Regions from separate parts of the Homo sapiens genome. Here region 1 is linked to region 2. A link is a contact called in ENCODE Hi-C or POLR2A ChIA-PET data. All regions are on one chromosome and are shown on one strand. The core of a region is the stretch at or near the end of the contact, and the rest is flanking DNA. Distances in the headings are between cores, read along the strand shown. Region 1 overlaps RPS19BP1 (ribosomal protein S19 binding protein 1). Region 2 overlaps LOC105373032 (a long non-coding RNA gene).

What was found. Hi-C counts contacts between places; a loop is a spot of excess contacts on that map. ChIA-PET counts read pairs that join two places held with the same protein, here RNA polymerase II (POLR2A). Pooled maps may share reads with other maps.
Region 1: a loop to region 2 is called in a pooled map, with 4 times the contacts of the local background. The contact joins two enhancer-like sites. A Hi-C loop is called at or near these places in 1 of 50 pooled maps. POLR2A ChIA-PET finds 5 or more read pairs at or near these places in 2 of 52 experiments (Panc1 and WTC11).

What each region holds. Positions count from the first base shown.
Region 1 is chr22:39,526,308-39,531,397 of GRCh38, forward strand. RPS19BP1 (ribosomal protein S19 binding protein 1) reads right to left here. Exons shown (of 4, transcript NM_194326.4): 3 at 3,513-3,610; 4 at 2,786-3,316. The coding sequence ends at 3,185. Among named protein-coding and RNA genes, the nearest start is that of RPS19BP1, 3.9 kb to the right of the region's middle. RefSeq lists enhancers at 1,836-1,885, 2,306-2,535, 2,546-2,595, 2,616-2,835, 3,156-3,405 and 1 more. Within about 2 kb of position 3,069, at least 24 of the 41 ENCODE cell types and tissues checked have a DNase peak (open chromatin) inside an H3K27ac peak, as active enhancers do.
Region 2 is chr22:38,925,093-38,930,267 of GRCh38, forward strand. LOC105373032 (a long non-coding RNA gene) reads left to right here. Exons shown (of 3, transcript XR_938256.2): 3 at 1-1,367. Among named protein-coding and RNA genes, the nearest start is that of APOBEC3A, 30 kb to the right of the region's middle. Within about 2 kb of position 2,704, at least 18 of the 41 ENCODE cell types and tissues checked have a DNase peak (open chromatin) inside an H3K27ac peak, as active enhancers do.

The DNA.
Region 1 (5,090 bases), core at 1,819-4,318, 600 kb after region 2:
GATGCTTAGACCAAGTAGAAAGTGGCAGCTTCAGAAGAGAGAGCAGGGCCTCCCAGCTGGGCTTTGAGGGGTGGGGAGAGTTGTGGACAGAGAATGAGAACACCCCATGAAAGTCAGCCGGGCAGGCTGGGCGCGGTGGCTCACGCCTGTAATCCCAGCACTTTTGGAGGCCGAGGTGGGCGGATCACGAGGTCAGGAGATCGAGACCATCCTGGCTAACATGGTGAAACCCCGTCTCTACTAAAAATACAAAAAAAATTAGGTGTGGTGGTGGGTGCCTGTGGTCCCAGCTACTCAGGAGGCTGAGGCAGGAGAATGGCTTGAACCCAGGAGGCGGAGCTTGCAGTGAGCTGAGATGGCGCCACTGCACTCCAGCCTGGGGGACAGAGCGAAACTCCGTCTCAAAAAAAAAAAAAAAAAAAAAAAAGTCAGCCTGGCAGGAAAGAATGGGGCACACACCAAGTGCCACAGTCCCACTGCCTGTGGCGGAGGCCTTTGCCCAGGCTAAGCTCTGAGCCTGCAGCTGGGCCTCAGCAGAGTCCCATGTTGCAGTCCTGGCCCACTCCTGCCTGGCCCCCTTGGCCAACTCCTCTAGTAGCAAAGAGGGCCAGAGAGTGTGGGGGCTTGAGCAGCCCATCCCACTGTGGAAGACACAGGAAGCCATGGCTGGGGCCCTCCTCTGGGTCATGGGGTGGCTTCCTCAAACCCTGCTTCCCCAAACCACCTGTGACGCTTCCGGTGCTTTCATACCCATCCATGATGTCTAGACTGAGGGAGGCCTCCTGCTTTGTCCTGTCGGCCCTGGGTTGAAGTGACAACTCAGTGTCCTCTTTTTTTGAGACAGGGTCTTGCTGTCACCCAGGCTGAGGTGCAGTAACGCCATCTTGGCTCACTGCAGCCTCTGCCTCTCGGGTCCCAGTGATCTTCCCACCCCAGCCCTTTTCCCCACAAGCAGCTGGGACCATGAGTGCACACCACCATGCCCAGCTAATTATTGTATTTTTTTTGTAGAGATGGAATTTTGCCATGTTGGCCAGGCTGGTCTTGAATTCCTGACCTCAGGTGATCCACCTGCCTCAGCCTCCCACAGTGCTGGGATTACATGTGTGAACCACTATGTCTGGCCTCAGTGTCCTCTTATTTGGGCCCTGTTGGTCACCAGGTCCTGGCCATCACAGCACCTCTTCGGCCCCCCATGGGGACAAACCCTCTCTCCTCCAGTGCTACCCCAGTCACCCCAGCTCCCTGCTGCCTTCCAGACAGCTGCACCAGAACTGCTCAGGGTGACAGTTAAAAGGCAGACTCCTCAGTGTCCTGTCCTTGACCCACTGGACCAGAGTGCCAGCAGTAAACACAAATGACTGTCACCCAGAGGGGCATGGACAGGCACCCAATAGTGTTATTTGGCATTAAGTGTAAGATTTATGGGGAAGCTCACAAGTGGGGAAGCAGCAGGACCCTGGCTCCCATCCTCCTCGTGGGACAGTGCCTGTCACTCTGCACTCTACACAGGGAGGGAGCAGGAAGAACACCTGGGCGATTATGTAACAGTGGGCGTGTTCTTGTTAGAAAGGGGCCCTGGGCCTATGGTCAGCCTGTTCTTCCAGGCGCTAGAGGCTGAGTTGGCTTTTTGTTAAGCCGCTTAAAATATTAAGGCCACTAGTCTCCACGGATATCCAAGTTTCTCTGCCCAGTGGGGTCATTACAGCCCAGCAGGCAGGAAGAGGCCCTGGTCTCTAAGGTTTGGGGTCACAGCACACTCCCTCCCCATCCCCCTGCTGATGGAGGTCGCCTGGAGACAGGACCTGACTCCAGCTCTGCCCCCGGAAGATGTGTGGCCCCCTCATGTCCTCATTTAGGATGGAACACGGTTAAAGACCAGGAACAGACCACCCAGGGCAGTGGGGGAGCAAGTGCTGTTACAAATAACAGGCCCGAAGGCAATGTCGTCAGGGAACCCAGGGAGCCAGATGTCACTCCCATCAAACCCAGCCTCAGGGGACTGCCAGGCTCTCGACCAGCAGCAATGGGAGTCACCACAGCAAAGGAGCCCTTAGGCTATGGTGGGGAGGAGAGAGTTTAGGAGACAAAAGCAGCTGCCTGAAGGCTTCCCAGGTCCCTTCCCCTCAGGCCCCCTGATGAAAGACTCCTGGGCTCTCACTTCTCACCTCTCCTCCGCTGGCCCTGCCTCCGCTTCCGCCTCCTGTCTTCACTCACACAGTCATTCAGTGCCTGCCTGTCCTTCACCTCCTGATCCCACCCCATGCCTGCTGGAAGGGTCCCGCCTGCCTCCCCTCGCCTCCATCCTTCAGCTCAGGCACACCTGAGTGTGAAACCGTTTCTTCAGGTTACCTCCTGAGTCCTCTCTACTGTCCCCTCCCCACTATGACAGGCATTTGACCCCACCTGGCTGCTCACCAGAGCATGAGCCAGAAAAGGAACACACCGGGTGAAATGCTCCGCTCATGGCGGACTCCACGCTCCCCGGGCGCAGGCGGAAGTAGCAACACTCCCACTGCCGGACCCAGCCACCTGCACTGGAACTGCTCCCAGCAGCTATTTTTGCCTCAAGAGTCACCTTTTCAGCTGTGGTGGCCATCCCCAGAGGAGGGAGGCGCCCCTGGCAGCAGAGGTGGGTGTTCTGATGGCTGCCTGCCGGGGCTGGACTGGAGGACTTGTGACCCGGAGCTCAGAAGCACGCTGGGAGATGGGGAAGGCAGCGTGGCGCTTTGGTGCCACAGGAGATGGGAGACACCCTGTGGGGCAGACCAGCAGCAAACACAGCTCTTGGGTTCACATTTATTGTAACTTGGAAGCCCACCCTTCTTCCTACTCCTGGAGCTGTCGTCCCCAAGGGCTCAGGAATTAGCCTTGCTCCACAGCAAACAGCCCAGAGGCCCCACCTGGGCAAAAGCAAACAAAACAGATACGTTCCTTTCCGGCAGGTGCAGATGCTCTGCCCAGGCCTGCGGAAGCCAGCTCCGGTCTGTGTGTAAATCCTCCCCAGGACTTCCGGCCCACCAGCTCCATTCCAGCCTCCACTCGGCTCAGCTCCGCGGCTTCCTCGAGCCAGGCTGGTCCTGCATCGCCATCTGCTGGCCGCGCGGCACGGCCGGTTCCTGGAGCCAGCAGGAGTCGGAGGCTGCAGGGCTTGAAGGCCTCTTCACCGTGCCCTCCAGGGAGCCTAGCTGCCGAAGTATTCCTGCTGGAACTTCTGGAAGTCTTCCTCGGTGAACACGGTGCCCTCAGCCTTCTTCTTCTTGGTCTTGGCCACAGGCCGGTCACAGGCCTTGCGGCCCCGGTTCTGGCGCAAAATCTGGCGAGGGTGCGGGACCGAGGGCCCATCATTTCAAGAGCAGAGGAGGCCCGCAAAGGTCACAGGGGAGTTCGGCGCAGGGCAGGGCTGGCCCAGCCTCCCACCCTATGCTCAGGGCTGAGACCGCCATGGGTCCCTAGGGGAACAGCCTCGGCTCTCACCTCCCAGGTCCCTTCCTATAGTACCCTCGACCAACCTGCTGGCTCACAGACTCAGCCACGGTGCTTCTCGTCCTGGTCAGAAACTTCAGGTTTACTCTGAGGTGGTCTCGACACTCTCGCTTCCGGTACTCGTCTGTGGGTAGCAGGCAGGGAGCACCATTTCAGATTCACTCCCCCTGGAACCATTCTCAGTCCCTGGCCCATGGCCCTGCCAAAGACCTCATCGTTCCCTTCCCAGGTTATTACAGCGGCTGGGCTCTTCTCCATCAAATGCATTCTCCACACAGGTCCTGCTGAAAGCCCCAGGCTCTTGGCCCCCACCCCCATTTTCCAACAATTATGTCCTGAATACTACTCACCAAGGGAGCTACTCTGGAGCTTTCGCTTCAGTGAGAGATGAAGGACAAAGGACCCAGTATTTTAGAAGCGCAAACATTTCATGGAGAAAAACAAAAGAGGAAACAGAAAAGGGGAATTCCAGGGGTGGAGGGTGCAATTTCAAATAGGAGGGAATGAGAAGGTCTCACTGAAATGACTCGAAGAGAGCTGTGGATATCCGGGGAAAGAGCATTTGTCTAGGTAGAGGGAACACCCAGTGCAAAGGCCCTGAAGCAGAAATGTGTCAAATGTGTTTGAAAAACACAAAACAGCTGGAATGGCTGGGTGCGGTGGCTCACACCTGTAATCTCAGCACTTTGGGAGGCCGAGGCAGGCAGGTCACCTGAGGTCAGGAGTTCGAGATCAGCGTGGCCAACATGGTGAAACCCCGTCTGTATTAAAAATAACGAAAATTAGCTGGGTGTGGTGGTGGGCACCTGTAATCCCAGCTACTCGGGAGGCTGAGGCAGGAGCATCGTTTGAACTCGGGAGGCTAGAGGTTGGAGTGAGATGAGACTGCACCACTGTACTCCAGCCTGGGTGACAAAGCAAGACTCCATCTCAAAAAAAAAAAAAACAAACCAAAAACAACAACAAAAACAGCTGGAGTAGGGGGAGTGGGTAGCAGGAAGAGACCAAGTTTGGCTGGGGGTGGGGGTAGGTCATATAGCCCTTGTCAGGCACCCTAAGACCGCCACCTTTTAGTGACTACAATGAGAGCCACCCAGAGGAAAAACAAGGAATGACTTCTGATTTTACACGATCACTTTGGTTGCTGTTGAGAACAAGATTACGGGGGGAGGGGCATGTGGAAGGCAGGAGACCGGCTAGGCTTCTGCAATAATTCAGGCAAGAGACGATGCAGCTTGGAGCAAAGTGGCAGCTGCAGAGGTGTTCTTTCCATTGGCTGCGAGGCTTGCCATTCCTCTCACTCAGCATCTATGTGCCAAAACCTGTGGTGGACACCAAGGCTGCGGACAAGCCCAAGGAGGTGTGTGCCTTTAGGAGCTTCCATCCAACAGGGGAGGTGGGTGAGCACCCAGGACACGACAGTGAGACAAGGGCTGGGACAGATGGGAATGACCTCTGGCACTCCACACTCCTGCTTCATGGCAAGTATCGCTGGGGCTCAAACCTGTCTCACTTTCCTGCCTCCAGACTTTGGCTTAAGTTGTATTTCCTCCTTGGAATTCATAATTCTTTTAACAAATACTTTAACATCTTTTATGCATTAG
Region 2 (5,175 bases), core at 1,454-3,953:
AACAGTAATATATCGAGGACTAGGGGCAAATGGATTGCTTGTCCAATAAATGAAATGTTCAAGTATTCCTCACTGAACTTAGACTCACAATTTTCATTTATGGTTGCATGTGTAAAATCACCACTCAAGAACTTGTTTGTCCTTGAATATATAGTTTTGTATTTCCATAGTTATATTGCAGAACCATTTACTCATTATGTTTACAGTGCCCTTCTGAGGATTTATGCTGCCATTTTCATCATTACTTTGCATTTTATAGAACCTCTTTTTAGTCATTGATCCATTTTGGTGAATTGGAGATACAGTGTGACATATCTACTACAATAACCATGAAAATTAAAAAATAACAGACATAAACTATAACTTGCAAGCGAGAAGCCCTATGTGAATATGATTTATTAATACTTTGTTTTAAGTCTCTTTCCCCTGGTTCTCACCTATTGAAGCTTTTTGCTTTTCTGTCAGCCAAGAGGTGCCAGGTAGGTAAGGAGCATACTGGGTAACTGTGTACTCCGTGCCCAGGCCTACTCATGCCTCTGTGGGCTGGGCACTGATGCAAACTTCTGCCAGGCATGGCCCTCTTAAGTGGACAGGGGATAGAAAAATAACCTAGAAATGATGACAAATGTGGCTTCTTTCCAATGATCACATCTCTTCCCTTTTCCTTGGCTTACTTATTGGTTCAGACCTTCACAAAGAAGTTGACCAAGTGCAGTGACAGGATGATGTGCTGGTCATCATCCTGTCGCTACACTGAAACATCCCTTTCTCCCTTTTTGGGCCCATGGTGGAGTCAGGCTTTCCCGCATCATTGAGGTTAGGTGTGAACACGTGATTTGCTTTGGCCAATGAAATGGGAGTGAAAGTGACACATCCCTGCCAGGTACAAGCTTTAACGGCCAGGGAACAACGTGCGTCATCACTGCCTTGACCCTGTGGTCAATGTTCCAGACAGGGGTCTGTGTCAGCCTGTGTCCCTTAGTGAGGACTGGGTATAGACTGCCCCTCTCCACTTCATGGATATTTAACTTAAGCAAGAAAAAGGCTTCATGAACTTAGGCCACTGAGATCATGGAGGTTTGTTCCTGTAGCATAACCCAGCCTCTTCTGTCCAAAACAAGTGGGTACACAAATCCAAAAAGGACAGAAATCCCTTTGCCCAGTTCCCTTCCTGAGAGCTGACACTGACTGGCACCCAGCCTCAGCCCCAAGCCCAGGGCCCTCGTTTATAGACACTCATCTGTGTCCAAGTTTTGTTCTTCTAGTTGCCATTCTTCCATTTTCTCTTTGCCAGTAACACACAAAAAATGAGAGATTTTCTCAGTATTGGTATGGATTTTCAATTAACAACAACAAAAACAACAAAATACTCCCAATATAATAATTCTTTTTTTTTTTTTTTGAAACAGGTTTTCGCTCTGGTCACCCAGGCTGGAGTGCAGTGGTGTGAACTCAGCTCACTGCAACCTCTGCCTCCCAGATTCAAGTGATTCTCCTGCCTCAGCCTCCCAAGTAGCTGGGATTACAGATGTGTACCACCACACCTGGCTAATTTTTGTATTTTTAGTAGAGACGGCGTTTCGCCATGTTGGCCAGGCTGGTCTCGAACTCCTGACCTCAGGCGATCTACCTGCCTCGGCCTTCCAAAGCGCTGGGATTACAGGTGTGAGCCACTGCGCCCAGCCTCCCAATAGGAGTGTTTAAAAACACTCATTTTTAAAAACGAGGCCGGGCGTGGTGGCTCACACCTGTAATCCCAGCACTTTGGGAGGCTGAGACGGGCGGATCACCCGAGGTCAGGAGTTCAAGATCAGTCTGGCCAACATGGCGAAACTCTGTCTCTACTAAAAATACAAAAATGAGCCGGGCGTGGTGGCAGGTGCCTGTAATCCCAGCTACTCAGGAGGCTGAGTCAGGAGAATCGCTTGAACCCAGGAGGCAGACGTTGCAGTGAGCCGTGATCACACCACTGCACTCCACTGTGGGCGACAGAGTGAGACTCTGTCTCAAAAATAAATAAATAAATAGAAACTAGAGTGTTGGGTCTAAGGGCGACAGTGGTAATTAAAACACAAAGATCAACGCACTGTTCAAAGATTCCCAGTGCGCGGCGCTGCTAGAGTCGCTGAGTCCTCACAACCCCGGCTCGTGGCGCGAGCCTGGTGCCACCCGGGCGGTGGTGGGAGTGTCGCGGCCCGGGGTGGGTGGGATTCAGGCTGCCGGGGGCGGGGGGGGGGGTTGCCGCAGAGGGGGCTGGGGAGGGCGGCACCCCCCCATTGCCCGTCCTGGGCCCTGCGTCCCCTGGCGGGCTGCGGCCAGAGCAGATGGCAGCACCGGCGCTGGAGGTGGCAGATCCCCGGGGAATGAGCAGCGGGATAGATCACTGGCTGCAGGGCAGGGGGCGCTGTGAGTCGCCCTGGCCGAGCTGTCGGAGAGGAGATTACTTAGCAGCTGGTAGTGAAAGGAGACGCCTGGGCAGATTGGAGCAGAACGGAGACTCAAAGCCGGGACTGGGGTGCCTGTTCTCACAGTCACTGACCCCCACCTGTTCGAAGACTGGCAAGATTCTGTGAATATGGGGGAGGAAGAGCCAATGATTCCCAGCAGAAGACGCAAGATTCTCCAGTGTCATAAACTGGATAGTATATGCAGAGTATGTGGAAAATGCTAGCTGGGTTGTTCCCCAAGCAATGCAAACACCATCGTCCCTTCCCTCCAAACCATGCCTTGTTTGTACCAAGGACTGCACAGAACTTGGAGTGTCACCGAGTGACAGAAAAAGGACCCAACACGGCGCAACCGCTCAGCCCGAGAGGCGGGTGTATTGTCGTCAACCAACATCTGAATGACGCTTGCAAACTGAATTTGCCGTGCAGGGTTTCCAACAGCAGGCATGTTTTCCAGATGCTTTGAAATCCTCTTTTAAAAAAGTGAATAAGAGGCCAGGCGCAGTGGCTCACACCTGTAATCCCAGCACTTTGGGAGGCCGAGGCGGGCAGATCACGAGGTCAGGAGTTCGAGACCTGTTTGACCAACATGGTGAAACCCTGTCTCTACTAAAAACACAAAAATTAGCCAGGTGTAGTGGCCCGCGCCTGTAATTCCAGCTACTCAAGGGGCTGAGGTAGAAGAATTGCTTGAACCTGGGAGGCAGAGGTTGCAGTGAGCCGAGATCATACCACTGCACTCCAGCCTGTGTGACAGAGTGAGATTCTGTCTCAAAATAAAATAAAATAAAAAAGTATACAAGGCTGGCTGAAGTGGCTCATGCCTGTAATCCCAGCCCATTGGGAGGCCGAGATGGGTGGATCACCTGAGGTCAGGAGTTCGAGACCAGCCTGGCCAACATGAGGAAACCCTGTCGCTACTGAAAATACAAACGATTAGCCAGGTGTGGTCGTGGCACCTGTAATTCCAGCTACTTGGGAGGCTGAGGCAGGAGAATTGCTTGAACCCAGGAGGGAGAGGTTGCAGTGAGCTGAGATCGTGCCACTGCACTCCAGCCTGGGCAACAAGAGCTAAACTCCATCTCAAAAAAAAAAGTAAAAAAAAGTACAATATTTTAATAAGCCAAAAGCCACCTTTTTTTTTTTTTTTTTTTTTTTTTTTTGAGACAGAGTCTTGCTCTGTCGCTGAGTCTGGAGAGCAATGGCATGATCTCGGCTCACTGCAACCTCCGTCTCCCGGGTACAAGCAGTTCTCCTGCCTCAGCCTCCCAAGTAGCTTGGATTACAGGCACCTGCCATCATGCCTGGCTAATTTTTGTATTTTTGTAGAGACGGGGTTTCGGCATGTTGGCCAGGCTGGTCTTGAACTCTTGACCTCAGGTGATCCATCCACCTTGGCCTTCCAAAGTGCTGGGATTACAGGCATGAGCCACCGCACCCAGCCACCACCTTCTTTTTTATACATCTTAACTGTGCCTCTCTTCCTTGTATTTTGTGGGTGTCATTTGTCTTTTCACAGCATTCAAATGTTTCTGTCTATTTGACATCAGTCTGTGGTTTATTTGTAGCCTTAAAAGTCAGATCTGGCCAGGCGTGGTGGCTTATGCCTGTAATCCCAGCACTTTGGGAGGCTCAGGCAGGCAGATCATGAGGTCAGAAGATCGAGACCATCCTAGCCAACATGGTGAAATCCCGTCTCTACTAAAAATACAAAAATTAGCTGGGCATGGTGGCACATGCCTGTAATCCCAACTACTCAGGAGGCTGAGGCAGGAGAATTGCTTGAACCGGGGAGTTGGAGACCTGGCAACAGAGTGAGACTCCGTCTCAAAAAAAAAAAAAAAAAAAAATCAGATCCACTTACTCTGAGATATTTTCCCCCATAACTTGTTTTTTCTTTCACAGTGCTGATGTGTTCAACAACATCTGAATAGTGGGAATTGGTGAAAAAGATCATTCTTGGACCCAAAGAAATTTTACATCCATTCCAAAACTTGTTTTATATAATTATAATTTTAATTTATAAATTTTAGATTTGGGCTAGTTTTGTATTGTCCAATAATTATTTTGACAAACGATTTACTTTGCTTTCTCAGGAATTTGTCAACTCATTTGTCTCATTTTTTTCTTTAAAAGTTTTTTTTTTAATTAAAGACTTTTTTTCAAAAGCAGTTTTAGGTTCACAGAAAAATTTGAAGATGCAGAGATTTCCCATATGTTCCCTGCCCCACACATGCAGAGCAGCAGTTTTTAATTTTAATCAAGTCCAGCTCATCAATTATTCCTTTCGTGGGTCAGGCCTTTGGTTATTGTATTTACAAAGTCATTGTCATAACCAAACTCATTTAGGTTTCTTCCTATGTTATCTTTGAGGAGTTTTATACTTTTGCATTTTACAATTAGATCTATGATCCTTTTTGAGTTAGTTTTTATAAATGGTGTAAGGTCTGTATCTAGAATCACTTTTTCTTTTCCATATGGATGTCCAGTTGTTCCATCACCATTTATTGGGCCAGGTATGGTGGCTTACACCTGTAATCCCAGCACTTTGGGAGGCCGAGGTGGGCAGATCACCCGAGGTCAGGAGTTCAAGACCAGCCTGGCCAACATGGTGAAACCCTGTCTCTACTAAAAATACAAAAATTATCCAGGCGCGGTGGTGGGTGCCTGTAATTCCAGCTACTGGAGAGGTTAAGGCGGGAGAATTGCTTGAACCTGGGAGGTGGAG